Linked DNA regions of Mus musculus: regions 1, 2, 3, 4, 6 and 7 are each linked to region 5. The links are chromatin loops, found by intact Hi-C in ENCODE. Cell type or tissue: heart. All regions are shown on one strand. Region 1 holds the start of Inka1 (inka box actin regulator 1). Region 2 has its middle 5.4 kb from the start of Nicn1. Region 3 overlaps Rnf123 (ring finger protein 123). Region 4 overlaps Traip (TRAF-interacting protein). Region 5 holds the start of Mst1r (macrophage stimulating 1 receptor (c-met-related tyrosine kinase)). Region 6 holds the start of Amigo3 (adhesion molecule with Ig like domain 3). Region 7 holds the start of Nicn1 (nicolin 1).

Region 1 (4,000 bases), 81 kb before region 5:
AGTACATGGAGAGAGGGGGAAGGGAAGGGGGGGAGGGAGGGAACAAGAGCAAGAGGGCAAGAGCCAGATTTTCTTTTATTTTTTTTGTTCTAACTACCTGAGTGTCTTACCTGATATACACATGTGCACTGCATGTGTACAGTGTCTACAGAGACCGGAAGAGGGAGGAGGACCCTCGGGAACTAAAGTTACAGAAAGTATTTCTGGGAATCAAACCAGGCTCCTCTACAAGGACAGCCAGTGTTCTTAACTGCTGAGTCACTTCTCCAGCCTCTCTTTCCAGTTTTTACTGGATTGAAATAAAATCTAGCTGGATGCTGGTGGTGCTCACCTTTACTGCCAGCACTCAGGGAAGCACAAGTAGGTGGCTCTCTGTGAGTTCGAGACCAGCCTTGTCTACAAAGTGAGCTCTGGACAGCCAGGGCTGCTACACAGAGAAACACTGTCTTGAAAAAAAAAAACAAAAAACAAAACAAAAAAAACAAAACAACAAAAAAGAAAAAAACAGGGATAAACAAGCAAAAAATAAGAATTTTATCTAGTCACACGTGTGTAAATCATATAGCATCTTTCTAGTTACATGTGTATAAATCCTACAGCATCTAGCCAAAAGATTCTGCTTTCAGAGCTGTCCTTCTGCCTGCGCCCCTTCCTTCCTGTGATGTTTTTCTAACTGCAGACCAGATCATAGCTGAGGGTCCCTTCGCTGGTTTCATAGTCCTTAAAAACAAAACAAAACAAACACCTAACTAAAACCAAGGAACCACACCCAGGGGGTAAAGGCTCCAAGTATTTAGACAGCAGTTTCAACAGCTGTGCAGAGCTAGCTCCCATGCTGCTCTGTAATTCACAGATTATCCCAGTTTTACAGAGAATCCAGGCCTATTTGGATCTGGCCCACATGCTTTCTACCGGACCATACAGCTGTGAGGCCAGCTTTGGTGTACTCTTCAGTCTTTGTCACCATCGTGACCGGCAGCGCTGTCTATGGGAAGGGGAAGCAGAGGTTTCTTCCTCCTGGGTGATTTTAATGGCAGTGCCATCCATCCAGCTGTTCACACTGGAAACTTGGAGGCCATGCTTTACCTACCTGCATCAGTCAGGCTAGAGTTTAGCTCTAGATTCTGGAGTCTAGAACGATGCTTCTGATTACCCTCTGGGTTCAGAACCAGGCTTTCAGACACACACCCTTGCCTGGGATAAAGGCTAGAACCTCCTTTGATTGCAGAGTTCTTCTCCTAAAACAACTGTATCTCGCAGAAAACAGCCTGGGTCATTCCTTTTAAAAAGCTCCATGCTCTCTCTATGGTACCAAAAATAAAGCCCAGAGACTCCCCTAAGTCTTCTTATGGTTTTGATGACTTCTCTCCATTCACAGACCCCTGACCCATCCGTCACACACATCTGTGTTTTCCTTTCGTTTGGTCTGCCTAGCCCTGTCCCTCAATATACTTTACATTGGCAGACCCTTTCACCTAAAATGCCCTTCCTCACTGGACTCAAATGGATTGATCTGATATCAGCCATATCTTTTTAAGAGTTCTCTATCCCTTAACTGAACTCATTGTCCTCGTTCTCCTGTTATTTTTTGTCTGAGGATAGATTCAACCTGTCTTCAGTTCGACTGTACCTCTGGTTATGGAGTGGCCTCAGGGGAAAGGCTTTAAACAATCGAGCCAAAGAGCAGTTTTCCTCTTCCATTCCTGCATGCCATTGTGAGGGTGTAGTGAGGATGCAGACCATAGCCCCGCGATCCCCACTAGAGGGCGGTCCAGCCTATCTCGGCTCAGATCAGGCCGGAGGGAAGGTGGAGGGGATTTTGCCTTGGCCATTCCCTTACTCTCTCTGTCTTAAGGCTCTTCACTGACTATTCGCCGGCCGGAAGGAATTTCGGTCCTATCATTTCCAGGGATGGTCAAGGCCAGCCTGGACAGACCCCGAGTGGGCCACAACCTTGTCAAATCAGAAGATAAGGCGCGCCGGGCGGTGGTGGCGCACGCCTTTAATCCCAGCACTTGGGAGGCAGAGGCAGGCGGATTTCTGAGTTCGAGGCCAGCCTGGTCTACAGAGTAAGTTCCAGGCCAGCCAGGGCTACACAGAGAAACCCTGTCTCGAAAACAAAAAACAAACAAACAAACAAAAAAGAAGAAGAAAGTGCCCACACGTGGGTGTGGCATCGGGCCCCAGTACAAGAAACCGCTATTTCACCAGGGGACAAATTGCACGGGACGAACGTGCGGGGGCGGGAGGGGGTCGTGTCGGGACTGCGTTACAGCCGGGTTAACTAAACTTTTTGAGACATAAAGGGGTCCTGAGCTGCACTCTGGTCTCCCGTGCTACTACAGCCGGGCTCCACCAGCAGAGTGGGGGCTGGAGGGCGGGGCTGAAAGGGGCAGGACAACTTCATCCTGCCCCGCCTCCATTGGCTAGGGCGCCGGGGAGGGGCGGGGCGCGGCTGCCAGATGTTGGGGCGGCAGCGGCGGGAGCTACCGAGAGCAAGGAGCCTTAGAGTAAGGCAAGGGTGAGGACGCCACCACCCGCGGGCCGACCCGGCCCACTCTGCGCCGCTCCCGCGGGTGATCGGCGGGTGAGCCGGCCGACCTGGAGAGTGTACAGCACCAGCACCAGCATGCACAGCGCTCGGCTTGACAGCTTCCTGAGCCAGCTCCGCTGGGAACTGGTGAGTCTTTGGAGTGGGTGTGGTTGTGAAGATGTGTGTGGGGTGCGTGGCTGCCGCCTGGATGGAACAACAAACGGCAACCGGGTGGACTCCGGGTACCCATCTGAGTCAGGATGGGGGCAGGGTAGCGCGCTACAGATGGCCCAGATGGCCCGCTTCGGGTTTCTGACGGTTGGGAATTGTTCTGGGCATCAGGTAACAGGCGCCCAGCTGGCCGTGCTAGCGGCAGGGGTTGGCGGGGAAGGAGAGTTGGGGAAGAGAAGTTTCTTTTGGGGACCGACAGGGAGCACCCAGGGCCTAAAGAAGTGCTGTGCTGCTGTGGACATCCCCTACCACGGGCTGGCCTGTACCTCCTTCCTCTACTCTGCCTGCCCGCCCTGGTGGCGCGTGCTGACTTGCCCGGCCCTGCGTGCTGCAGCCTGCCGGACTGCCACCAGCTCTGCGGATGGGAGCCACATGAGCCTCGAGTGCCAGTGCCCCCATGTGGGCCCTATGCTTACAGTTCCGCCTTGCTGCCCAGAGGTTTTTCAAGTCCTTCTGAAACCTCCGTTCTCAGGGCTGGCTTGGTTAGACACTAAGGAGTCAGGGGCTAAGAGATTCCTGACCAACATTTGCCCTATCTTTCTCTCCAGTTGTGTGCTCGGGACACAGGCTCACCTCCAATGTCTGGCCCACTGCAACCAAAACCCAGAACTGATCAAAATGTACAGCCAAAGCGCCAGTTCAGGGCCTCGGATGTTTTGGAAGAGGACTCTGTCTGCTGTGTAGAAGAGGAAGAGGAGGAAGGCTTGGTAGCAGAAGACAAGGGTTTACCCTTGGGATGTCCTAGGGAGCATGCTCTAGACTGGGACTCTGGCTTCTCCGAGGTGTCAGGCAGTACATGGCGAGAGGAAGAGCCGTCTGTACCCCAGCGCCAAGCACCTCGAGAACGTCCACCTCATAGCCAGCGTTTCTCAGTCAGTGACATTCCTATGCGCAGTAGGGCAGCTGTAACCAACATACCTCCTGCCCACCGTCCGAGGCCCAAGTCCACCCCAGATGCTTGCCTGGAACATTGGCAGGGATTGGAAGCAGAGGACTGGACGGCAGCCCTGCTGAACAGGGGCCGCAGTCGGCAGCCCCTGGTGCTAGGGGATAACTGTTTTGCTGATTTAGTTCACAATTGGATGGAGTTGCCTGAAGCAACCAGTGAGGGGAGTGATGGAGATGTACCCCGAGCACGGGCTCGACCCCCTCAGTTCCTGCTTGGTCTCTCTGAGCAGCTACGGCGTAGGCTGGCCAGGGCTCGACGGACAGCTATGGCAAGCAAGAGGTTGTCCT
Region 2 (4,000 bases), 380 kb before region 5:
ACTGACTGCTCTTCCAAAGGTCATGAGTTCAGATCCCAGCAACCACATGGTGGCTCACAACCACCCATAATAAGAGACTCCCTCTTCTGGAGTTCTGAAGTCAGCTACAGTGTACTTACATATAATAAATAAATTAATAAAAAAAAAAAAGACAGAGCTGGAGAGATGGCTCAGCAGTTAAGAGCACTGGCTGTTCTTCCAAAGGTCCTGAGTTCAAATCCCAGCAACCACATGGTGGCTCACAACCATCCGTAATGAGATCTGGCGCCCTCTTCTGGAGTGTCTGAAGACAGCTACAGTGTACTTACATATAATAAATAAATAAATCTTAAAAAAAAAAAAGGCAGCTGGGCTATGTGTGAGTCAATTTAAAAAAAAAACACAAAAATAAGGGGTGGAGAGATGGCTCAGTGGTTAAGAGAATTGGCTGTTCTTACAGAGAACCTGGGTTCAATTTCCAGCATCTATATGGTGGCTCATGACCCTTCTGTAACTCCAATCTTGGAAGATCTGATGATAGGCATGGTGCACAGACATACATTCAGGCCCTTAAAAATAAGTAAGACAGGGGGTGGGAGCCGGGTGGTGGTGGCGAACGCCTTTAATCCCAGCACTTGGGAGACAGAGGCAGGCAGATTTCTGAGTTTGAGGCCAGCCTGGTCTACAAAGTGAGTTCCAGGACAGCCAAGGCTACACAGAGAAACCCTGTCTCAAAAAAAAAAAAAAAAAAAAAAGGGGGGGGGGGTGGGCAGTGCTCAAAGGTAGAACACTTGCTGGCATTAGGTAGACCCCAAGCGGGTTTAGTCTCCAGTACTACTAATACACAAACAAACAAACAATCAACTACATAGCTGAACTTGGCCTCTCATGTTTATGGGGATATTTCCAACAATTAAAATGAAGCTTAGACTTAGGTGGTGGTGGCCCATGCCTTTAATCCCAGTACTTGGGAGGCAGAGGCAAGAGGCTGTGAGTTCCAAGCCAGCCTGGTCTACAGAGCCCATTCTAGACAGACAGGGCTGTTACACAGAGAACCTCTGTTTCAAAAAACCCAGGCAATAAAAGATAAAAATACATAAATACATAAATCCTAGATCATAAGGGCTCAATCAGCATTTGTTAAGTGGATGGGTGGGTGGGTAGATGGATGGGTGGGTGGGTGGAGGGGTGGGTAGGTGGATGGATGGGTGGGTGGGTGGGTGGCTTACATTTTTTACTATCATTTCTTTTTTTTTTAAATAATGTTAACTTCTCTCTTTTTTCCCTTTTTTTATTGTTTTTTTTTAATTAGGTATTTTCTTCATTTACATTTCAAATGCTATCCCAAAAGTCCCCCATACCCTCCCCCCACTCCCCTACCCACCCACTCCCACTTTTTGGCCCTGGCGTTCCCCTGTACTGAGGCATATAAAGTTTGCAAGACCAAGGGGCCTCTCTTCCCAATGATGCAGATGCAGCTAGAGACACGAGCTCTGGGGGTACTGGTTAGTTCATATTGTTGTTCCACCTATAGGGTTGCAGATCCCTTTAGCTCATTGGGTGCTTTCTCTAGCTTCTTCATTGGGGGCCCCGTGTTCCATCCAATAGCTGACTGTGAGCATCCACTTCTGTGTTTGCCAGGCACCGGCATAGCCTCACAAGAGACAGCTATATCAGGGTTCTTTCAGCCAAATTTTGCTGGTGTATGCAATGGTGTCAGCATTTGGAGGCTGATTATGGGATGGATCCCCGGGTGTGGCAGTCTCTAGATGGTCCATCCTTTCATCTCAGCTCCAAACTTTGTCTCTGTAACTCCTTTCATGGGTGTTTTGTTCCCAATTCTAAGAAGGAGCAAAGTGTCAACCCTTTGGTCTTCCTTCTTCTTGAGTTTCATGTATTTTGCAGATTGTATCTTGTATCTTGGGTATTCTAAGAACTAGGAATTATAGATTATAGACATGTCTGTCTGTCCTGTCCTGTTCAGTCAATCTCCCCACCCTGAAAAATGCTAAGGAATTAAGAGAACGGCCTGTGTATGCTAGCCAGACAAAATGCCCACAAAATGTGCTATGGGATGGGAAGACATCCTCACAGTCTGGTTAGCAGCTCCTAGGAAACACTACAATACCAATCAGTTTTGGGAGAAAGATGATTTTTTTTTTTAAGTGATGGAAACTCAAAGTCAAGACCTTTTGCATGCTGGGTAAGCATGGTTCCCCTGGGCTATAGCCCCAGCTCTGCTTGCCGTGTGTGGTCAGGCAGAAAACAGGTGAGTAGAAGATCTTGTCGGGAATGTGGGTGTGAGTAGCACAACACAGCACAGCACTGACAAGTGTAGGTCTATTGGTTCGCTGAGTTCAAAATTCATTATCTATTTGTAGGATTATAGCTCGGTACCACGTATGCAGTACTCTCAGAGGACAGAAGAGGGCACCAGGTCCCTTGGAACAGGTATTATACAGGCTGTTGTGAGCCACCATGTGGTCTTCTGGAAGAGCAGTTAGTGCTAAACTGCTGAACTATCTCTTTAGCCCAGAGTTTAGGCTTTAAAAATTGTTTATTTAAATTTCTTATTTTCTTGCCAGGCAGTGGTAACACACATCTTTAATTCCAGCGCTTGGGAGGCAGAGGCAGGCAAATCTCTGTAAATTCAAGGCCAGCCTGGTCTACAGAGCAAGTTGCAGGGCAGTCAAAGCTCCACAGAGAAACACTGTCTTGAAAGGGGTGTGAGGGTGTTATTTTCTTAATTGTTTTATTTTACATGTATAATTGTTTTGCTTACATGAATGTATGTGCACCATGTATGTGCTTAAGTGTGAATGGTTGTAACCCATCATGTGGGTTCTAGGAGCTGAACCATGTTCTCTACAAGAACAGCAGGAGCTCTTAGCCACTAAGCTGTCTCTTCAGCCTCCTTAAAATTTATTTATGGGGGCTGGAGAGATGGCTCAGAGGTTAAGAGCACTGACTGCTCTTCTAGAGGTCCTGAGTTCAAATCCCAGCAGCCACATGGTGGCTCACAACCACCTGTAATGAGATCTGACTCCCTCTTCTGGAGTGTCTGAAGATAGCTACAGTGTACTTACATATAATAAATAAATAAATCTTTAAAAAAAAAAAAGACAGATAAGATGGCTCAGCAGTTAAAAGTGTATACTGCTCTTGCAGAGGACTCCAGTTCTGCTTCCAGGATCCACATTAAACATCAAACAGTCATCTATAACTCTAGCTCTAGGGGATCAAAAGCCCCCCACCCCGTGTCTGTGGGCACCTACACTCACACATGCATATCCCCAAACGAGAGGCAATATACATATACATATACAATATAATCTTTTTAAAGATTTATTTATTGAGACAATCTTCTCTACATAGGCCTGGCTGCCCTGGAATTCACTATGTAGTCTAGGCTGGCCTCAAACTAACCTGCCTTTGCTTCCCAAGTGTTAATGTTAAAGGCCACCATATCTGTCCTAAAGATTTATTTTTGAAGTCTGGAGAGATCGCTCATTGGTTTAGAGTATTGGAATTGGAATTACAGATGGTTGTGAGCTGCCATGTAGATGCTGTGTGGATGCTGGGGACCAAACCTGGGTCCCAGAAAGAGCACTCAGTGTTCATAACTTCTGACCCACCTCTCCACCCCCTATAGCATATGTTTTTATTCATTTTAAAATTTTATGGTTTTGGCCATTGTTCCTGAATGTGTGTCTCTTCATGACATGAATTCAGTGCCCTTGAAGGCCAGAAGAGGGACTAAGACTCCTGTAACGAGGGCTGGAGAGATGGCTCAGAGGTTGGGGCACTGACTGCTCTTCCGAAGGTCTTGAGTTCAAATCCCAACAACCACATGGTGGCTCATGGCCACCCATAATGAGATCTGACACTCTCTTCTGAAGACATCTACAGTGTACTTACATGTAATAATAAATAAATCTTTTTTTATTTAAAAAAAGACTCTTGTAATGGGAAGCACAGATAGTTGTGAGCCACCATGTTGGTGCTGAGACTTGAACTTAGA
Region 3 (4,000 bases), 160 kb before region 5:
CCAGTTTCCTGCCCTCTCTAAGGGAACCAGGCCCAGTTCACAGGTCAAGGTGGGCAGTCAACCCCTTCGAGCACTGGCTTACCGACCTTCCTCTTCCTCTCCCAGGAATGGCGTGTCACTGGGCACTGCCTTCGAGAACCTTTCCAGGGGCCTAGGAATGGCGTACTTCCCAGCCATCAGCCTGTCATTCAAGGAGTCTGTGGCATTCAACTTTGGCAGCCGTCCTTTGCGATATCATTTTGGGAAGGTGGCTGTGGGTGGCTTGGCATCTAGGATAAGGGTCTCCCTACCCCAGGAGCACTGTGGGCTGGTGGCAGGCCTAGCTGTTGTGGTGTGTACACAAGAAGCAGCTTAGTTAGGTTGGCCCAAGAACAAAAGTCCTTTTAAAGGTGGGTGCCATTAGCTGTCTCCATTGAGCAGGTAAGCATAAAAATGACAAAGGGGTTTTCCCCTACAGAGCCCCTGACCAGGCAGAGAATTTGATGCAGATGGGGTGCGCCCTGCAGCTTGCACCTCTGGTTAAGCTCTGGTTAGGAGAAAGGGAGAAAGGGGGGGAACAAAGGAGAGGAGCCATGTATCCAAGCCTCAGGTTGGGCATTGCTGGCTTAACTCAGTGGCACCTACCCAGTTGCGGGCTTCCGGCCCCTGCAGGACCCTCCGTTTGCTGACCTGGTCCGGGCACAGAGGTTGCTGGGCTGCTTCCAGGCAGTGCTAAGTGTGGAGCTGGACCCTGTGGTGAGCCAGGGTCTGGGCTGGGCGAACTGGGGTCTCACCTTAGCCCGCCTGTCCTCATTCTTTCTCCACCCAACAGGAAGGGCGGCTGGTGGAGACGGAGAGCTCTGAGTGGCAGCTGCAAGGGCAGCCCACTGTCCTCCTCACGCTGGCCCACATCTTCCATCACTTTGCACCACTGCTGGTGAGGAGATGGCAGGGAAGGGCAGAGGGGGCCATGCCAGGTGTGTCTGTGTTAGATGCGTGCATCTTCCGGGGCCTCGGGTGCTAAGCGTGTTACCTGCCAGGGTTCTGTGTAACCACAGCCTGCAGACCTGAAGGAGAGCATCCTGGGAAGGAAGGGTTGTGATGTCCCAGGCTAAGGAAACAGGGCCATGAATAGAGCCCCAGAGAGAGAGAGAGAGAGAGAGATTATGGGTCAGGAGCCCCTCTCATCCCTCAGTCAGACGCTAGAAGGGACTCAGCTTGAAGGACTCAAGACTTGGTGACTGAGCCTGCTTCTTCAACACAAGAAGAGGTCTCCTGAGTAGAGCAGGAGGCCACAACTTTACTAGTGCCTGCCCTTTGCCGCAGCGCAAGGTATACCTGGTGGAGGCTGTGCTAATGAGCTTCCTGCTGGGCGTTGTGGAGAAGGGCACACCAGAGCAGGCGCAGTCTGTGGTACACCAGATCTTGGACCTCTTGTGGCTCTTCATGGAGGTAAGATTTCTGACTCCAGGCTTAGGCCAGGCTGTTGGACTTCATCATGGGTAAGGGAGGGATGGTAGGGCCTTTGAAAAGGCCCCCATCATGGCTGCCCTAGCATCTCTTCCCAGGACTATGAGGTACAGGATTGCCTGAAGCAGTTGATGATGTCACTTCTACGTCTCTACCGATTCTCGCCTATTGTCCCAGACCTGGGTCTACAGGTGGGAATATCTGTCCCTGCCCTGAACCCCCTGAGCCTTACCTGCCTATTCTGAGTCCGCCTTCTCCACAGATCCACTACCTGCGCCTCACTATGTCCATCCTGAGACACGAGAAGTCCCGCAAGTTCCTGCTTAGCAATGTCCTGTATCCTGTTGCCAGACAGATCTGCCATGTAATACCTCCTAACGTCAGCAGAGGGCAGTGTTCGTCAAGCCAGGAGTTTTGAGAAAGGTTCAGAAGTCCCAGCCCCTTTACAGAGCAAAGAAGGCAAAAGGGAGGAGGCAGCTGCTGGCTGTCACCAGGCTGCCCAAATAGGGCTATTCTTCACTGTGACTGTGGAGGTGTGAGAAGGCCCCCATAGCCTCGCATCAGCTCATCTCTGTACCTTTATCTGTGTGCCCACAGTCAAGGTCTTCTCTGAAGAGGTAGCCTTCCTCTTCTCCAGTGTCATGAGCTAACTGACCAGGAGGCCGAAGCTGGTCTCTCTCAGCTTCTAGTAGGCAGAAACCAAAGGAAACATAGGAAGCAAAGCTGAGGCCTGACCTAGGACCATCGGTTACCCCTGCTGGGCTTGCTGGGTTGATGACCATAGATCTCTCTTAATGTTCACAATCTAAGAGATCGTCCCATGGTGAAATCAGTACCTTTGATGGTGGGAGAGCTGTGGTGGGTATATCAATGTGGGCTTCTGGGAGAGGGCTCATGTGTAGCAGGTTCTCTGGAGAACCAAGTTCTTCCTTGACAAGCACTAGTTTTGACATGCTCCGGTCCGTGGTCTTCTTTTATATTAAGAGTCCCCTGCGTGTGGAGGAAGCTGGCCTGAAGGAACTCATTCCCACCACCTGGTGGCCCCATCGCTCCAGCAGGGAGGTGGGCAGACCTGGAGTGGGATGGGAGCTGGCATAGTGAGGGCCTGCCCAGCATACCAGGGCGTCTGGCACCGGGCACCTGGGGTCTCTTCTGCCCTGGTTCCCGAAGTCCTTGGGGTGAAAGGTTTTCTGTGTGAAGTAGTCCTGTGTAAATCAGTTCCTAGGAAACCCCCACTCTCTCCCATTCTCTACCCCTGCGTAGAGCAGAGACGGTAAGGAAGCAAGGGAGGAGACCACCGAAGAGCGGCAGCGGAGGCGAGCCTATGAGCGTGGCTGCCAAAGACTCAAGAAACGCATTGAAGGTCAGCCCCCTGCCTCAGGCCTTGGGTAGGGAGATGGATTTGTGTGTATACGTAAGAGGAACAGTTGGCAACCATACCTAGGGTAGGCTTGGGGTACCCAGGTGCTGGAGGTCTGACAAAATTTCTGCCTGCTACCTGTCCTGGGAGCCTAAGGGCCATATTCCTTTTCCCATCCCAGTGGTGGAAGAACTGCAGGTCCAGATCCTGAAGCTGCTGTTGGACAATAAAGATGACAATGGGGTAAGTGACCTAAGACACCTATGTGGGTCTGCGGCTTGGAGGTATGCAGTTTGGGGCTCTGAGCCCAGATAGCAGGGCGGGTTTATGTTCCTGTGGCAGGGCGCAGGGTAAGGTGCGGAATCCTCAGCTCAGCTCAGCCTTGTTTTCCCATCCCTTGAAGGGTGAAGCTTCTAGGTACATCTTTCTGACAAAATTCCGAAAGTTCCTGCAGGAGAATGCCAGCGGCCGGGGGGTAGGTACCCTCCAGGGTGGCTCCTGTGGGCTCCTGGCTGGGTTGCAGGGCTGCAGCCTGGGCATCCGCCACCTCAGCCTGCCACACACCTGTCTGTCTCACCTGCCTCTGTCCTCTGCTGCCTTTCCCTCCTGGGATCCTAGGGCATGTCCTTGAATGAGGAGTGAGCTGGGCTCTGGGATGGCACCAGAACATGTTTTCTGTCATATGCCCCTAGAACACACCCGTGCTCTGCCCCCCTGAGTACATGGTCTGCTTCCTACACCGGCTGGTGTCTGCCTTGCGCTTCTATTGGGATGAATACAAAGCTTCCAACCCCCGTGCTTCCTTCAGTGAGGGTAAGAAACAGCAGACCCGGGTTGGCAAGGCTGGGTTGAAGCAGCCTGGGGGAGCCCCTGGGGTTGTAGAGAGGTGAGCTGGTTGTGGGGGCTACTGGGCCTTCTGCCCAGTTAAGTCCATTTCAAGAGCCCCACACTCAGGGGCCTTGGGCCTCCATTGTCCAGGCTTCGCTCCTCAGACCTGGTACCCAGATCTCTGTGCAGTCCTTTGTACAACTGCCTTGATTGGGTTACTGGGGCTCCTGTGTTTGGGCATACAGTGTCCCCAGGAGTCAGTAGGAGACAGGATATTCACTCTGGGTTGGAGGATGTCTCATGGTTTGTCCTTCTGTTCTCTTGAGTAACCAGCTGCCAAGAATTCCCTCCACCCCAAGTTCT
Region 4 (4,000 bases), 59 kb before region 5:
ATCTGACCCACCTGCCACCCACCCCTCTCCTCTAAGCCCACCTTAGCAATGCCCCAAGGACTGTGAACTCGTCATCCTCTCTGCCTAGATTTCTCTTCCTTCAGATTTAATGGTGGTTTTATGAATGTGATGAACGTGACTACACATCTCATCTGTATTAGGAAAGTTTAAGAATCTCACCAAACTACACAGCAACAAGTCAGAGAGAAAGACAGAGGCACTTGTAGATCAGAGAAAACTGGAAATGCCCCCAACCCCGGAACCAGCAGCCTGTTTTGGAGATCTAGGGGCCCTAGGAGGGAGAACCTGGAATTCAGAATCGAGTATGCCAAGTTTAAAAGGCTAATGCTAAACGCAGCAGTCCTATCCCTGGGGTTTCGCGCCTAGAAAGATACTGGTGAAGACAGGGAACCTGTCCACAACTTGAAGGGCAGCCCAGCAGGCTTAGGACTGAGGTTTGGCTAATGCAGTGCCCTCCTGATTTGAGAGACCAGAACTATCCTCTTAGTGCCAAAGTAAGGTGTGGCCCTGGCATGAGGCTTATTGACCAGACAGAGGGCTCATTCCCACCTGGGCGTTCCAGACCGGATTCTTCTATAATATGGGGCTGCCTAGTGGACTCCGGGCCTAATCATCCTACCCACAAAAACAAGGCTGCACTGGCAGCCAATACCTAGTACAGGAACATAGCCCAGAAAAGCCTGGGGAGTAAGGGAAATTAGCAAAAGTGGGTATGCACAGTCCCTGGGCACCTAGGTAGCCCATGTGCTTGTGTTTTCCTTGCTATAACAGCCAGGCACAGAGGACAACTGTGTGAAAGGAGCCCGAGGCTCGCAGAACAGAAGCTAGAGGGATCACCATCAGGGAACCGCGGGTATTCCTGAGAATGCTTCTCTATCCCCAGCCTGAGGCAGCTTAGGCTAAGGTTTTCTCTACAGTACAGTTTCTGAGATTGTCGTTTTCCTAGGGCACATACTACATGTATGTAAGCTCTTGACAAAGCCCTCGTGTTACAATGGACTTCAGAGAAGGCATGGCCGATGGCTGGGTGTGGTAGGAGGAAGAATCAGGGACAGAGCCTACTGAGTTGTCAAGGTCACCCCTGTGCTGGACCGCATGGCAGACCATGTGCCGGACCGCATGGCAGACCATGTGCCCACCACAGTCCCACAGTTCTCAGGTCGTCATAAACTACAACAGGAGGGTAGTTTGGGCTCTACAGAGAGATGCTAAGGAAAAAAATAAGAGCTGGTGAGATGGCTCAGAGGGTGAGGGCGTTTCTGCATCAGTCTGGCAACTTCTGTTAGATCCCTTCAACCTATGTTGAAGTAAAAGGAGAGAAATGATCCACAAAGTTATGCTCTGACCTCTATACTGTGACACGAACAACCACACACTCACTCATGCATGCGCATATACTCTTTCATACACATACTCATTCATGCACACATACATATGTATATATAATACATACACACACTCTTACACAAATATACTCATTCATGAATACACACATGAGGCACACACACACACAAGCACACACACAATGTGCTATCTGGCTGAGGAAGCTGGCCAGCACAAACAGAGCCTTCAGATAGGAAAGAAAAGAAGCAATTGTGGAAGCAGGAAGAAGTGTTTTCTTATGGTTGGCTGTGACACGGCAGGATCCTAGGAAACCATTTAAACCTAAGCCCGCTCCATGACTGTCCTGAGACACAGTATTGAGGAACTGAGAGATGGGGAGTCAGGGGCCACAGTACCCAGGAGGAAAGTGGAGTGTTGGAAGGCACTGAATGGGTAAACTGCACTGGCAGAAAGAAAGGGCATACTGATTTGCCATAATATGTTAAAAAGTGACTTAAGTAAAACTCTGGGCTGTTGACAGTTTTAATTTGGCTCCCTTGCTGGGGTCCTGTAGCAGGCAGAAGACAGCCTTGAGGATATTCTTAGCCAGCCCATTTCTGTGAAAAACACTCAGGAAGACTGAAGCTTGCTCCTAGCAGGGACACCAATCCCTGGGTCGTTTGGCTCCCTCTGCTGGCAGCCTGAAAGCACACTCCTGGACCCGCGAGGATTATTTATTTATTTTGGACTGGCTGGCCTGGAACTCTCTGTAGACCAGGCTGGTCTTGAATTCATAGATACATCTGTCTGCCTCTGCCTCCCGAATGCTAGGATTAAAGACGTGCACCAACACCACCAGGCTGAGGGGGCTTATTTTAGAGTGAGCACTCTCAAGTATGTTTCAGAGATGGGGCAGACAGACGCATGTGGTGAGAAACTCCAGGATACTCCAAGACAACCACTGCCCCTGCCCTGTCCTCAGGCTACTCAAAGGCTTTCTCTGCCTTTCCTGGTCAGACCCCAAATTCTCTCAAAGCCGCTTTTCAGTTAGAGCCTGGCTGGCTCTCTGGTCAGAAGGTCCATAAACACATCTATCCCACCAAAGCCAGGAGCGCAGGCTCTCTTAGCTTGTGATCCAGAATCACCCCAGAAGGGTAACAAACCTCTCAAAAACCAGGCGGCTGACCGTCTCATTGGTCGCCGGAGGCAGGCTCAAGGTTCCCTGGAGGATCATCAGCTTCTTTCTTAGGCTCTGGAGAAAGGAGAGCGAGAACCTGAGAGAAAGGTTGTGGCACTAAGGAGAAACGCCTGTGTAAAGGGCACAGGGAACAGAGTGAGGGCTGACCACCAACACCAGCCAGGCCTGAGAACTCCGCTTGGTGGCATACTCGCTCTGGAGATTAGGGACCGCCTTGGAGGTAAGAACTGAGCAGACGACAGAGGAAGATTCACGGTGCCCTTAGCCCTCTGCTGAGGAGGGACAGGCTCAAGGCCAGACTAGGGTGCATATGCTGACCCACCTCCAACCCAGGAGGATACAGAGGGCCCGGAAACACCAATGACTGTAACACAGGTTTCCAGGCAGAAACAGTCCAGCCCTACCCTTAGAGGCACATAACCCCTCAGGTCCCCTCACTTCCCACAGGCCAGGGTGTCTCACCGTGATCTCCTGGTCAGCACTTTGTAAGTCCTTCTGGGCTGACCTCAGTTCTAACTTGGCCTGATCCAGCTCAGTGTTGAGAGTCTTCAACTGTAAGAAAGGAGAAGCCAGTGGTGCCACATGACCTGCCCCTACCTGCTGCTATCCAGTGTATGTTTGGGTAGTCTAAAAAAAAAAAAAAAAACCGGAGGTACAGGGGAGACCCCAGACATCAACTAAGCATGAATATGGGCTGCCTGGGGGCAAGCGTGTCTCTGTACACAGTGCGGCCTACAGAAGGAAAGCAGCAGGCCCAAGAACCCTCGGTTTGGGATGGGGTATAAAGTGGGCTGCTGGCGCTACCATACTGGAGGTTTGTGCTCTCCAAGCCAGCTAAGATGCATCTAGGAATCAAGAAGAGCAAAAGGTGGCATGAGTGTGTGCTGGGGACCCAAGTGACAAGCCAGAGTCTGAGACAGTGCACAGTAAAAGGCATACCCAGTGTCTGTAGGCCACCTTCTCTGGCCCAGTGGTGTGGGCATGGATGGCCTAGCTCAGGAGACCCACCTCCCTTTCCCTTTGTCACCACCAGTCAGTCACCTTGCTCCTAGAGGACACCAAATCCTTCTTCAACCTGTCAGCCAGTTCCCCTGTGGCCTTCCGAGCTTCCTTCAGATTCTCATACTCTCTGCAAAGCAGCCATGAGAAGAGACACAGAACAGAACACCCTGACTGGCATGGTCGGTGCTGTGACTAAGCCATAGCGCCAGCTTAACAGAGGCCTCACAAATGAGCTCCTCCTCACCCGCCTGCCAGGGCCCCTGGCAGGCCCTGCATGTGTAATGAGGTGGAGGAACAAATCCTGGTCACACTCAGGAACTGCGCCTTGAGCATGCAAGCCTCACTAGGGGGCTCCCTACAACCCCAAATGGAGGCAAGCAGCTCCTTTCTCCAGCTTCCTGTCACCACCATAATGAAGGATATGGGGAGTTTGCTATGGAAGTCAGGCAGGGTCAG
Region 5 (4,000 bases):
GGGCCCCAGCTGCTGCTTCTAGCTGCCGCTGCTACAGCTACTTGGATCAAAGTCGAAGGGAGGTGGGCCCCAGTGGGTGCGGCAGGGCTGGGGGCGGGGCTACGGGCGGAGCCCTGTCGAAGGCCCTGCTTTCTTTCCAGCTCTGTCTGACTCTTTCCAGCTGTGAGAAGGCTGTTGTTGTGACCTGGGAAGGAGTATTCCTGAACCATCCTATATCCCCACAACCCATCTGGTTGAGGTTAGAACGCTGCAGGACAATCTGGCTCCTCTCTCCTCATGGCCCTCTTTCATAGGAACACTGTCAGGCACTAGTTCACCATGTGGGGAACGGAGACGGAGACCAGGAATGCACTGGACAGAGTAATGCGGGGGTGGGGGCGCTGCAGAAAGGGATACATGGAACAGACCTTGTGTGGTCAGAGATCATCTTTCCATGTGCCTATTCAGAGAAGTGTCAGAGAAAGGTATGTTGTGCCCTGTCCTGTGTGCCAAGACCCATAAAGATTAATGGAGTCTGACCCGCCCTGGGTGGTAATACTTAGAGGAGGTAACTTCTGTGAAGACCTAGCCCTCTGGCTCGGATCCTGTCACTGTGGCCTCAGCATGAGAAGGCATATATGGGACAGAAGGGAAGAGTGACGGTAGAAAATGCCTCTCCTCCGGTGCCCTGGTACAGGAGAGGTGTGGTCTTTGAATTCCGGGGCACCTCTGATCCGCTCCTTGCTTTGTGGACCCAGTGTCTCTGAAACACGAATGTAGCTGTAGTTGGTTGGAATCCAGAGTCCTCTTTCCAGGATGGGTGAAGCCCATTCTGCTTTGCCACCTCTCTTTCCCGGGACTCAGCCGCTGTCTCTTGGTAAGACGCTTTCTCAATACCTCAGGGTAATGGAGCAGGAAGAGGTATTCTTAGCCAGGCAGCTGCCTTAGCTCCGTGAACCTGGGCTCTTGAGGGCTCCTCACAGGGTGGTCATAGGCAGTTTTGAGTCCCTAGGCAGCAGAGAATAAGAGAGCTGGGGAGGGAGGAACCCACCCTGGGGAATTCTACCTTTTCTACTCCACGCCCAGGACAAACTTCACTGCCTGCTTCTCCTTTCTAACATGGCCTTAGCTAGTGCTCCATCCCTTCATCCTTTCATAGTCGAGATGGTATTATCCTAGGATGCCTTTTTTGTTTTGTTTTGTTTTGTTACATAGAAACAGGGTTTCTCTGGGCAAAATAGGTTTTTCCTGGCTGTCTTGGAGTTCACTCTGTAGACCAGACTGCCCTCAAACTCAGAGATCCACCTGCTTCAGCCTTTCAGCCTTCCAAGTACTAGGACTAAGTATTGGGCATGTGTGCTACCATGCTGCTGTTGCTGCTGCTTCTCCTTCTCTTTCTCCTTCAGATTTATTTATTTATTTCATGTATGTGAGTACACTGTTGCTGTCATCAGACACACCAGAAGAGGGCATCAGATCCCCATTACAGAGGGTTGTCAGCCACCATGTGGTTGCTGGGAATTGAACTCAGGACCTATGGAAGATCAGTCAGTGTTCTTAACCACTGAGCCATCTCTCCAGCCCCAGCTTTTTTTTTTAATAGCATTAATTAAAATCATCAAAAAATATGGAACCCTTCACAGATCTGCGAGTCACCCTTGCACAAGGGACATGCTAATCTCTGTACTGTATAAAAAAGAAGGCCTTTTATATCCAGCCTGCGGAAGATGTATCTCATGGGCCACCAAGAGCTTGGGCTTAGTACACACTCCCAACACAGTTTGTGTTCTTCTTCCATCCCCAGGGTAGGACTCCCCAGCTCAGAAATGAATAAATAACACAAAGCAAAACATGGCACCCCTCCAGTATTCCACGGTCAACATGTCTAAAGATAGTCATGCAGAGAAAACTGAAATACTCTCCACACAGCGTCCAGACAGGGGCTCTTGTGAATGTTGTCTTGCCTCCAGAAATTGTGAGACATTTCTGGACACTGGGGGCAGACTTCACACATTTGGATGGCTTTGCCCAAATGGAGTGGAATCGGCCATTAGTTGGTTCTCTGCTGCCACCATATGGCCATGATGGTGACTGCACCCCCTGGACAAAGCTCTACTGGGGGTAGTTAGTTTTCTCAACTGTGGTGCCCACAGGAGAATCCCTTTGTTATTTTTCATCTGTGCGTTCTGCAGGACCTTCAAGGTAGGCATGAGGCCCTGCACTACCATAAGGTAAGCTCAATGGGTTTGGCCTATTGCTAGCTTAGGGCTTAAACTACTCTGGCATCTTCTCACCACTAAGGGATGCTAGCCACTTTGCCTTCCATGGGCTCAGACCTCTCTGAACACCTCAAAAGGTTAAGACGAGTTTTTTTTTCCAGCCCAGAAATCACATTAGTGGGTTTCTCTCTAACTACAGTATGGCCACATCAGATTGAAGTCCTAAGTGACTTGCCTGCTGTAATTTTATCCAGAGATTGAAAATCCCTGGACTTGTGGACAGGTTCTCTTTCCAAATGTGGATGCCTCTGTTAGGAATACCTCCTTTACTTGCCTGTCATCTCATCTCTGAGCTCCCAATAGGTAAACCCTGCACTTCTAGATGCCTACTGTCCTAGGTACACATGCTTATCTCTGACCCTCTTTCCTTATTCCTGATCAGAATCAGTACTGAACTACAGAAGCTGAGCTGTGCTAGAGTGGCTACCAGAGCACTTAGGGGCTAACTGCTGATCTGAACATACAAGGATGTCTGACTTTGCATGCCCCGGGTTCCAAAGGGTTGATCTGAAATCCCTGGTCAAGAGCAAGTTGAAGAAAAGCATCCAATAGCTAGGAAAGAGACCCAGGGCAGTGTGCAGTGTGTACTTCTGAGGATCTTAAGAGCCCGGGAAGGAGGCTTGCTGCCATGTTAATTCTCACACAATCTAGGCTGAAGCCAGAAACAGCGATTCTGCTGCAGAGTACGCCCAGATGCCACAGTGCATCTTAACATGGCCTGTGCTAATTCATACATGTTCTCTCATGTGGCCCTACTCTCTGAGACTGCAGGGAGGTGGTTCTGACAGTCAGAAGACCACATTCATTGGGCGCTCTTATCTCTAGTTAGGCTTTCTGCTTCTCTAATCAATGCTAGTTAGGTTGTAGCAGGATCAGAACTCCCCAGGAGCAAGTCGGGGGCCTTCCATACTGTGCCCTGGGTGGCCCAAAGGTCTTATGGTGGAGTGAATGGAACCAGTCCTTTACTGCTGAGGCTCCTGGAGTGTCCACAGCACTTCATGTAGGACAGGCTGAGGAACAACCTAGCATATCTAGTGACCTTGTACATTTATTTCTATCGGCTCCAGAGATCAAGTGGACTTCTTTTGCTTCTTTCCTGGTGTGCTGTGCTGATGAACTGGCTGGCTGAGATACAGGAATGAAAGCAGACAGCTCTTCATGGGAAGGCCTAAGCATGGTTCCCAGAGGCCCATGGCTATAGGGAGACTAGACTTGGAAGCCAATCATACTCAACACTGGGTTGCCTTGCCCAGGGCTCCTACCCAGAAGTTGGCCCAGGTCATTCCTGCTTGTCTTACTCAGCTCAGCCTGGCCTTCCCTACAGCAGTCCGTCTGCTCTTCCAAAGGTCCTGAGTTCAATTCCCAGCAACCACATGGTGGCTCACAACCATCTGTAAAGGGATCTGATGCCCTCTTCTGGTGTGTCTGGAAACAGCTACAGTGTACTAATATAAACAAAACAAATCTTAAAACAAACAAAACAAAAAAAATTACCAACAAAACAGAACAAAGAACCAATGACAAAGGGCAACAGTGTTTTTCTCAACCACTTTAATGCACTTGCACGCACCAGCCCACAGTCCCTGCCTGCTGGCTGGGCAGGGGAAGCCAGCCTCACCTGGAGGCTCCCATGGCTTCCCATGCCCAGAGTGCCTTCCCACCTCCATCAATAGGTGAGGGGCGTGAGGATGAAGAGACGGTCTTCCTCTTTACGGATCCAGCGCATCAGCTTATGGATGGCG
Region 6 (4,000 bases), 150 kb before region 5:
GTCCCAGGTTAGTCACCTATCTATGCTTTTTCCTGCTGGGTTGTGAGCCTTAGGGATTGGGTCTGCCTGTAGCTGAAGACAGCAGGGCTACTCTGTAGGAGGGTCCTGTAGGTGTGTATGCCCACCAGACTCCACAGGAGTTGCAAAGCTTTCAGGAGGCTGGGTGGCAGCAGACTGGGTCCTCTTTCAGTACAGGGAAGGCTCATTTCCTCCTTCCATCTCAGAGTGGAAGCTGGATCTTCTGAGCTGCCAGTTCCCTCCGGGCAGGGAGGGGAAGTGTGGTATGCTTGACTCTTCTATACCACACCCTGACATCTGCATTAACTCCTGGGGGTGGTCCCCAGACTCTGATGCCAGGGCTTTTATCAGATTGGCTTAGTCTGTAATGTTAATGGGACATTTGGTCACTCTGTGGTCCTAGGGGAAGCAGGCTCTAGTAGTCTGAGACCTTGTCCTGAGCTAGTGTTAGAACTGTTACAGTAGGATCAAGGCTCACATGCAGTTGTGGGACCAGGCACAGCACGCCCCACCAGCAGGTCAGTTCTTTAGACTGCAGCAGCAAGCAGGGCAAGCAGCAGGAGATCTCAGGCAGTCTAGCTCATCACGAGACCCTCTGAGCCCGTGGAACTGGCTGATTCAGAGCCAGCCTTGAGTTGCAAGCCCATGGGGTTGCACAGATCGAAGTCTTCAGCTACTGCGAGCTGCACACGGCCATTGAGGCCCTTCTTGCCCGGCTCCAGGAAGACCACATGCTTGTGGACACTGGCCTTGCGGCTGGGTGCATCTGGTGGCGTAGTGCTAAGCATGGAGGACTGTGCGCTCAGCTCCTGGAGTGGACTGGATGCCCGGGGCCAGCAACGGTTGCGGCAGGCCCGCTGACAGCAGTGACAGCAGCCACGACAGGGTGGTGCAAACAAGTAGAGCAACACCAGCACCAGGCCCACAATACAGCCCAGCAGGGTGGTAAAGCCTGTGTTGAAAGTCTCTGGCTCGGGGCGAGCCTTTTGCACACTCACATTGTACTCAAGTGTCTGGTTGTGGTGCAGGCGGGGCCCACTGGCCAGGCACACAAAGACGCCTGCGTGCTGCTCTTGCACCCTGCCTATGGCTAAGCTGCCATCAGCCAACACAGCGATGCTACCATCCTGAGAGGCTGGCGCCACAAGCAGCTCATTCTTCGGGGAGACCCAGGCCACCCGAGTGGCAGGCACACTGGTGTTGCAGAAGAGCCTCAGGGACTGGCCCACCTGCGCGTGCAGCTGCTCTTCAGGCAGCTCTAAGCCTGGAGCTGCAGCCACAGAGCAGTTCTTGAAGACCCGGCTGTGCTCAAAAAAGCGCACTCGGGACTCTGACACCTTAAAGACCAAGCATGTGTACTCGCGTTCAAAATCATGCAGGGCACTCAGGCCCCGCTGGTGCCAGCGCCGGAGCAGGTGGTAGAGGCTGCAGTCACAGGGCAGCGGGTTGTTGTGCAGGTAGAGCCTGTTCTTGAGATAAGTTGGCAGTGCAGCCAACTCAGGGATGGAGATATGTTTCAGCCAGTTGGAGGAGAGGTCCAGAGTCCGCAGGCGGGTTAACCCCAGACCGTGCAAGTGGTTGAAAGAGAAAGAGGAGAGCTCGTTGCAGCTGAGATAGAGGTGGCTAAGCATGCGCAGGCCCTGGAAGGCATCCAGGTCCAAGTGCATCAGGCTGTTATTGAACAGAAGTAACTTCTCCAGCTCCTCCAGGCCATCCAGGTCATGGGTATGGAGCATCCTTAACATATTAGAGGACAGGTCAAGTGTCCTCAGGCCACTGGCATTGGTGAACGCACCATGGCCCAGGACTTCCAGCTTATTATAGCCTAGGTGCAAGGCACGCAGCCGGGAGAGGGGCGCTAACCACCCCGGGTGCAGGCGTTTGAGTGCGTTGTGGCTCAAATCGAGTTCTGCAGCAGTGGTAGGCAGTGCTACCGGCAAGTCCTGTAACCCACGGCCCGCACAGCTCAACACATCGGCAGCACAGATGCATATATCGGGGCAGTTGTGGGGAGCAGGAGGCAGAACATCCTCCAAGTCTGAAGTGCCCAATCCAGCACCCAACATGCATAGTAGTATACCTGATAGCACTAGCCAGGCCATGCCAGTGACTACCAGGGAAGATATGGGGACAGCTCAGTGCAGGTCAACAGCTCCAAGACTCACCTACTTCTGCACAGGCTTGCGGATTGTGGTTCCCTATGGCCCATGGCTCGAGAGGCACAACGCTGGCTCCCCCTGCCCAGCCGGCTTCTCCTGCTCTTCTGGTCTGGGTTGTGAGGTGGGGCCCGCAGCCCTTCTTCTAGCTTCTCCAAGAGCTTTCTGACTGGATTCTAAGTACTAGCTAGGAAATGACCGCTCAGGGGCGGGGACCTAAGTTCCCATTGGCTCCTGCTGTTAAGGGGCGGAGCAGCCACATCTCTTGGCACTTAAAAAGCCAGTGTGGCCACCAGAGGGCCCCAGTGTCCCAGTCTGCTTGGCTGGAAGCCTGACTTCCCTCTTGAAGAGCAAAAGGACTTAGGGGAGAATGCCTTCAGCCCTCAGAGGATTGGTGTGTAATGGGGTAGGTGGAGTCCTTGCTGCTCTCTTAGATTTACTTATGTCTGTGTATGTGAGCATTCGTGCAGACGTCGGACGACGACTTGTGAGGTTCTGGGGATCAGACCCAAGTTACCATAGCTGGTAGCAAGCACCTTTTTATCAATAGCACCCTTCTCTTTAAACTGGTATTCAGGTCATGTGGGACCAAACACCTGGGAGGGTTGGTAAGTAATAGGGGGGAGAGTGGAGGCATAATAATGAGCGAGGCCTCTGGATATTCATCTGTCCCACGTGGAGAAAATGTTCACACAGGCTCAAAGCCTTCCTACGACCTATGCACCCTCCCCTACCTAGGACAGAGCAAGCCACCTCTGTGCTCCTGGCTGATCCCTGCTTCCAGCTTCGTTCCATATGCTATCTCCTGGGGCAGCCAGAGCCCCTAGCACCTGGCACTACCTTGCCTGCCCCTGACCGGAAACGCTTCTCTCTACAGAGTTGTAAGTGAACCAGCGGGTGGGTCAGGTCAGGGAAGAGTTTCAGGATCCTCAATAGCAAATTCCCTGCCTGGGAGTATTCAAGAGGCACTGAGTTCTCAGACGACAGGGGCCCTGATGCTACCTACTACTGATGCAGATACAGATTATATCAGCGCTGAGGAGCTGGCCCAGGTGGAACAGATGCTGGCTCACCTGACCGCTGCATCTGCCCAGGCGGCCGCCGCCTCCCTGGTGAGTGTGGCATAACAGAGGCCGTTTTACTAATCTGTAAACACCAGGACAGGGGTAAGGATCCCAGCCCAACTCCTCCACTCTGCCCTGTAGCCCACCAATGAAGAGGACCTCTGCCCAATCTGCTACGCCCACCCCATCTCTGCTGTGTTCCAGCCTTGTGGTCACAAATCCTGCAAGTAAGTGGGCCCCATGGACTTGGGGAGGCAAATTAGGACGCACGAGGTAGCACTCCTTCCCTCCCCTCTTGTAGAGCCTGCATCAACCAGCACCTGATGAACAACAAGGACTGCTTCTTCTGCAAAGCCACCATTGTATCTGTAGAGGACTGGGACAAGGCAGCCAACACAAGCGCCATGTCCTCAGCTGCCTAGGCCATCCTGGAAGCTCCGCCATCAGCCGCAGACCGGGCCCTGTTTACCCATCACCCTCACTCTTACCACTTCCACCCACCCATCTGCCTGTGTGTAGCCTCGCTGGTGGGAGCCTGAGCTTGACTTCCAGTCCAGGCTACAGTGAGCATTAAATTATTATTCCAAACAGCCCTGGGCCCGCTCTTCTTGAGGGAGTGGGGGCTTGTGGGTTACACCCAGCAGGGTCCTGTCCATGTCTGTCCCCACCAGAAGGCAGAAGTCCGACAGCTTCAGAGTCATCCACTCCTCCCTAGACAAATGGCACCAAGTCCAGGGCCTCGTGAAGCATTGAGTCCTACCC
Region 7 (4,000 bases), 390 kb before region 5:
ATGTACACCTGTGATGTACACCTGTGATGTACACCTGTGATGTACACCTGTGATGTACACCTGTGATGTACACCTGTGATGTACACCTGTGATGTACACCTGTGATGTACACCTGTGATGTACACCTGTGATGTACACCTGTGATGTACACCTGTGATGTACACCTGTGATGTACACCTGTGATGTACACCTGTGATGTACACCTGTGATGTACACCTGTGATGTACACCTGTGATGTACACCTGTGATGTATACCTGTAATCCAGTGCTTGAGGGGTAGAGGCAGGAGGATCAGAAGTTCATGATAAGCTTCCCCTATTCTTGGCCACTCTGGGATTTTTGAGATCCCCACCCCTCCCAAAAGTAGCAAATTTTAAAAAGTACCAGAGTGAGAGAACCTGAGTATGTCCTTTAGCCTGGTACTAGCAGAAGTTCTCTCCATCTCTCTCTCAGAATTAGCAGATTTAGACCAGAATAAGAATAATTGTAGGAACTGGGCGTGGTGGCGCACACCTTTAATCCCAGTACTCAGGAGGCAGAGGCAGGCAGATCTCTGAGTTCGAGGTCAGTCTGGTCTACAGAGTGAGTTCCAGGACAGCCAGGGCTACACAGAGAAACCCTGTCTCGTAAAACAAACAAACAAACAACAACAACAACAACAAAAGAGGGCTGGAGAGATGGCTCAGCTGTTAAGAGCACTAACTGCTCTTCTGAAGGTCCTGAGTTCAAATCCCAGCAACCACATGGTGGCTCACAACCATCTGTAATGAGATCTGACGCCCTCTTCTGGTGTGTCTGAAGACAGCTACCATGTACTTACATATAACAATAAATAAATCTTTAAAAAAAAAAAAAAGAATAATAGTAGGGCCGGGCAGTGGTGGCCCACGCCTTTAATCCCAGCACTTGGGAGGCAAAGGCAGGCAGATTTCTGAGTTTGAGGCCAGCCTGGTCTACAGAGTGAGTTCCAGGACAGCCAGGGCTACACAGAGAAACCCTGTCTCGAAAAACAAAAAGCAACAGCAAAAAAGAAGAATAGTAGGATCCTGCACTGGAGGGGTTTGGGGAGCCTAGAGTACCAACTGCCATAGCAGTAGTTTCCATCTCGATGCACACCAGCATCACCTATGGAACTTAAACAAAACAAAACAAAACACACAAAAGCACAGATATCAGGACTAGAGAGATGGCTCAGCAATGAAGAGTACTTGGTGCTCTTGCAGAGGACCAGGTTTGGTTCCCAGCACCTACACGGCACCTCACAGCTGTTCATAACTCCAGTTCCAGAGGATTCAGAACCTTTTTCTGGCCTCTACTAGTACCAGCCATGCACAAGGTATATATGCAGACATGCAAAAACAACACTCATAGATTTAAAATAAAGCTTTTTTAAAATAAAAATATTAAATAAGTAAATAAAAATATAGATGTCAAAGATCCACCTCAAACACACTGACTCAGATTTTCCAGGGTCGGATCAATTAACTAGGTTTCCCCAGATTGTTGGGAAGCAACATCTTGCGAGAGAATGACATATTGTAATACAAAGCACATAGAGCCAAGAGGGTGGGTAAGGGAAGGATGCTATGCCATTAGAGGTAGCCTTTGTCCTGTGTTGAGGTCATGCAACGCCCTGTCACTGTCAGTTGAAATGGAAGAACAACTAGGGATTGGAAACAAGTCACCAGGAGGACCTAGATGAAGGCTAGGTTGCACCTGACCTGTGGCAGGGGCCACTGGAATGGTACGTTTGCATCATTGTTTGACGATTGCAGCTACGGCCGAAATCAAATATCCTCTCACTTGTACTGAGATTCAAATTGTAGTTCCAGTGATATCCTGGGCACTGGGAAGAGATGCTGAAGAGGATAGGACGGGAAACTCTAGTCTATTTAATAAAGCTTATTAATAAAGACTGTAAATGCTTCTGAATAGGCCCAATTCGCAAAAGCAAGAGACACTGTAGAAGCTGTGTAAATGCCTAGGAAACGCCCAAGTTACTAGGTATTCCCCGCCCAGAAGCCTTGATCGCTTATATGGGGGGTTGCTCACCTCGAAAGGCGCGATGTTGGGAAAAGTGACATCGACGACCAGCACGCCAGGCCGACCTTGAGAGGTCCTCATGTCGCCCACTTGCAGGGCTACAGTGCTTTTCACATGACAGGGCACCAACACACGGGACATGATTTGGGAGATTACAACCAAGCAAAATCACCGCTCACAGTCTCCATCCAACCACTAGCTCTTATTGGCGTCCCTTATCAACCAAAAGAACTACAACTCCCAGGCCACATAACGTTTGTAACAGTTCAGCCAATCACCGATGATCAGGGCGGGTCAAGAGTCGGAAATGTCAACGGAAGTTCTTCTTCAACCAATCATCCTCGCGTCTGTAAGTCCCTCCCGGGCTGCTCCGGGCAACCGTCGAGCCGTTCTTTATCCAAAGGATCCAGAATGCTTTGGGCTGTCTTATCCCTCACTTAAATTCTGCTACTTTATTAGGTTAAGATGTATAAAACAATCAGGCGTTTAGTGTCACTCGCTTTCAATCCCGGCACTTGGGAGGCAAAGGCAGGCAGGTCTCCGAGTTCGAAGCCAGTCTGGTCTACAGAGAGTTCCAGGACAGCCAAGGATGTTACACAAAGGAATTATTTCTCCATAGCATCCACAAGATCCATCTGGGTACAACCCGAGGTATATGGCAACTTAAGGGATATGGCACCTTTTCCTGACCTCGGAACTATGGTATTTTTAAAACTACAAACCAGATCAGGTATATTGGTGCAAGCCTTTAATCCCAACATTGAGGAGGCAGAGTCAGAAGCAGGTGAATCACTGAGAGTTTAAAACCAATCTGATTTACAAAGAGAGTTCCAAGCCAGTCCTGTCTCAAAAACAAACAAACAAACAAACAAAGTGGGGTCACAAGGTATTGATTCACTCCTGTAATCCCACCAAAATTGTAAAATTTAGTTAAGAAATAAAATGCCAGGCATTGGTGACACTTTAGTTAACCCAGCACTTGGAAGGTAGAAGCAGAATCGGTAAGATCAGAGGTTCAAGGCTAATCTCATGAATGTAGTAGGTTTCAGGTTAGCTTGGGCTATGTGAGGCCCTAGCTAAAAAAAAAAAAAAAAAAAAAAAAAAAAAAAAGCAAAACAGTCAATAAATTGATTGACCGGAGAAGAGGCAAATACTTGGTTTGGGATTTGTTTATTTTTTGAGACAAGATCTCACTACAGATGTAGATGAAGCAAACCTCAAATTCAGAGAGATCCATCTGCCTCCATAATTCTGGGATTAAAGGTATGTGTTATCATGCCAACCTACCAAGTTTTCCTTTTACATTTTATATTGAGGCATTTGGGAACATTAAAGAATCTGAGGTGTATGGTCAGGAATTTCAGTCCATGCAGCAGGAGAGATGGCTTAGCAGTTAAAAGCCCCTGCTACTTTTCCAGAGAATGAAGTTTAGTTCCCAAAACTCCCATCAGGCTCCAATGAATGCCTGTAACTTAAATGCTCTCTTCTGGCCTCTAGGGAAATTTGAACTTATGTGTACATACCCCTACACAGCCCCTTGTGCATTGCGTACACATAGCTTAAAATTAAACCTAGCAGTGGTGGTACACACTTTAATCCCAGCACTCAGGAGGCCGAGGTAGGTAGATCTCTCTGAGTTTTGAGGTCAGCCTGGTCTACAGAGCAAGTTTCAGGACAGCCAAGACTACACAGAGGCACCCTCTCTTTGTGTATGTGTGGTGGGAAGAGGGATTCCTGGGAAATGATCCAGTGAGTAAGAGCACTTGCTATGCAAGCTTGAGGACCTGAGTTCGAGTCCCCCAAACCTCTGTTAAAAATAAAAGAAAGCTGGGCACTACTGTGCATGTCTGTAACCCTAGCATTTGGCAGGATGGAGAAGAGGATTCTGGGAGCTCAATGGCCAGCCAGCCTAGCCAAATAGGGAGATTCTGGTTCAATGAGAGACTGTGAAAGGAAT

The links. Hi-C counts contacts between places; a loop is a spot of excess contacts. Peaks named below come from ENCODE experiments on the same cell type or tissue, not always from the same donor. Only the 100,000 strongest peaks of a DNase experiment are listed, where the experiment ranks them.
Region 1: a loop joins it to region 5, with 4 times the contacts of the local background. A loop is called at or near these places in 7 of 42 quality-filtered maps.
Region 2: it touches region 5 in a loop (2.0-fold over the local background); 2 of 42 quality-filtered maps call a loop at or near these places.
Region 3: a loop joins it to region 5, with 6 times the contacts of the local background. A loop is called at or near these places in 34 of 42 quality-filtered maps.
Region 4: it touches region 5 in a loop (5-fold over the local background); 16 of 42 quality-filtered maps call a loop at or near these places.
Region 6: it touches region 5 in a loop (4-fold over the local background); 34 of 42 quality-filtered maps call a loop at or near these places.
Region 7: a loop joins it to region 5, with 1.9 times the contacts of the local background. A loop is called at or near these places in 2 of 42 quality-filtered maps.

Annotation. Positions count from the first base shown.
Region 1 is chr9:107,984,377-107,988,376 of GRCm38, reverse strand. Inka1 (inka box actin regulator 1) reads left to right here and starts at 2,461. Exons shown (of 2, transcript NM_026597.3): 1 at 2,461-2,680; 2 at 3,313-4,000. The coding sequence starts at 2,630. In heart, CTCF peaks have their summits at 1,754 (motif pointing right) and 3,149 (motif pointing left); DNase peaks (open chromatin) are centred at 1,796, 2,566, 3,056, 3,846 and 2 weaker places; H3K4me3 peaks cover 2,458 bases; H3K27ac peaks cover 2,690 bases.
Region 2 is chr9:108,283,018-108,287,017 of GRCm38, reverse strand. No RefSeq gene overlaps it. Among named protein-coding and RNA genes, the nearest start is that of Nicn1, 5.4 kb to the left of the region's middle. In heart, CTCF peaks have their summits at 215 and 2,400 (motif pointing right); a DNase peak (open chromatin) is centred at 2,357.
Region 3 is chr9:108,065,907-108,069,906 of GRCm38, reverse strand. Rnf123 (ring finger protein 123) reads left to right here. Exons shown (of 39, transcript NM_032543.2): 10 at 106-231; 11 at 621-735; 12 at 812-916; 13 at 1,306-1,431; 14 at 1,548-1,640; 15 at 1,712-1,785; 16 at 2,394-2,511; 17 at 2,713-2,812; 18 at 2,991-3,052; 19 at 3,213-3,284; 20 at 3,502-3,622. Among named protein-coding and RNA genes, the nearest start is that of Rnf123, 11 kb to the left of the region's middle. In heart, a CTCF peak has its summit at 2,485 (motif pointing left); DNase peaks (open chromatin) are centred at 753 and 1,796.
Region 4 is chr9:107,961,925-107,965,924 of GRCm38, reverse strand. Traip (TRAF-interacting protein) reads right to left here. Exons shown (of 15, transcript NM_011634.3): 8 at 3,584-3,671; 9 at 3,005-3,094; 10 at 2,508-2,596. Among named protein-coding and RNA genes, the nearest start is that of Uba7, 12 kb to the left of the region's middle. In heart, CTCF peaks have their summits at 2,031 (motif pointing left) and 3,892; DNase peaks (open chromatin) are centred at 2,044, 2,831 and 3,714; H3K27ac peaks cover 1,944 bases.
Region 5 is chr9:107,902,927-107,906,926 of GRCm38, reverse strand. Mon1a (MON1 homolog A, secretory traffciking associated) reads right to left here. Exons shown (of 6, transcript NM_028369.3): 6 at 3,788-4,000. The coding sequence ends at 3,925. It overlaps Mst1r (macrophage stimulating 1 receptor (c-met-related tyrosine kinase)), which reads right to left and starts at 38. Exons shown (of 19, transcript NM_009074.2): 1 at 1-38. It also overlaps the pseudogene Gm23856. In heart, a CTCF peak has its summit at 2,030 (motif pointing left); DNase peaks (open chromatin) are centred at 86 and 2,006; H3K4me3 peaks cover 1,031 bases; H3K27ac peaks cover 1,052 bases; H3K27me3 peaks cover 747 bases.
Region 6 is chr9:108,051,500-108,055,499 of GRCm38, reverse strand. Gmppb (GDP-mannose pyrophosphorylase B) reads right to left here. Exons shown (of 9, transcript NM_177910.4): 9 at 3,580-4,000. Rnf123 (ring finger protein 123) reads left to right here. Exons shown (of 39, transcript NM_032543.2): 36 at 2,913-3,055; 37 at 3,192-3,286; 38 at 3,380-3,465; 39 at 3,540-3,828. The coding sequence ends at 3,660. Amigo3 (adhesion molecule with Ig like domain 3) reads right to left here and starts at 2,341. Exons shown (of 1, transcript NM_177275.4): 1 at 1-2,341. The coding sequence starts at 2,120. The coding sequence ends at 594. In heart, a CTCF peak has its summit at 2,449 (motif pointing right); DNase peaks (open chromatin) are centred at 249, 1,749, 2,409, 3,479 and 3 weaker places; H3K4me3 peaks cover 618 bases; H3K27ac peaks cover 612 bases.
Region 7 is chr9:108,288,715-108,292,714 of GRCm38, reverse strand. Nicn1 (nicolin 1) reads right to left here and starts at 2,272. Exons shown (of 6, transcript NM_025449.4): 1 at 2,053-2,272. The coding sequence starts at 2,184. In heart, a CTCF peak has its summit at 2,244; a DNase peak (open chromatin) is centred at 2,334; H3K4me3 peaks cover 1,471 bases; H3K27ac peaks cover 1,499 bases.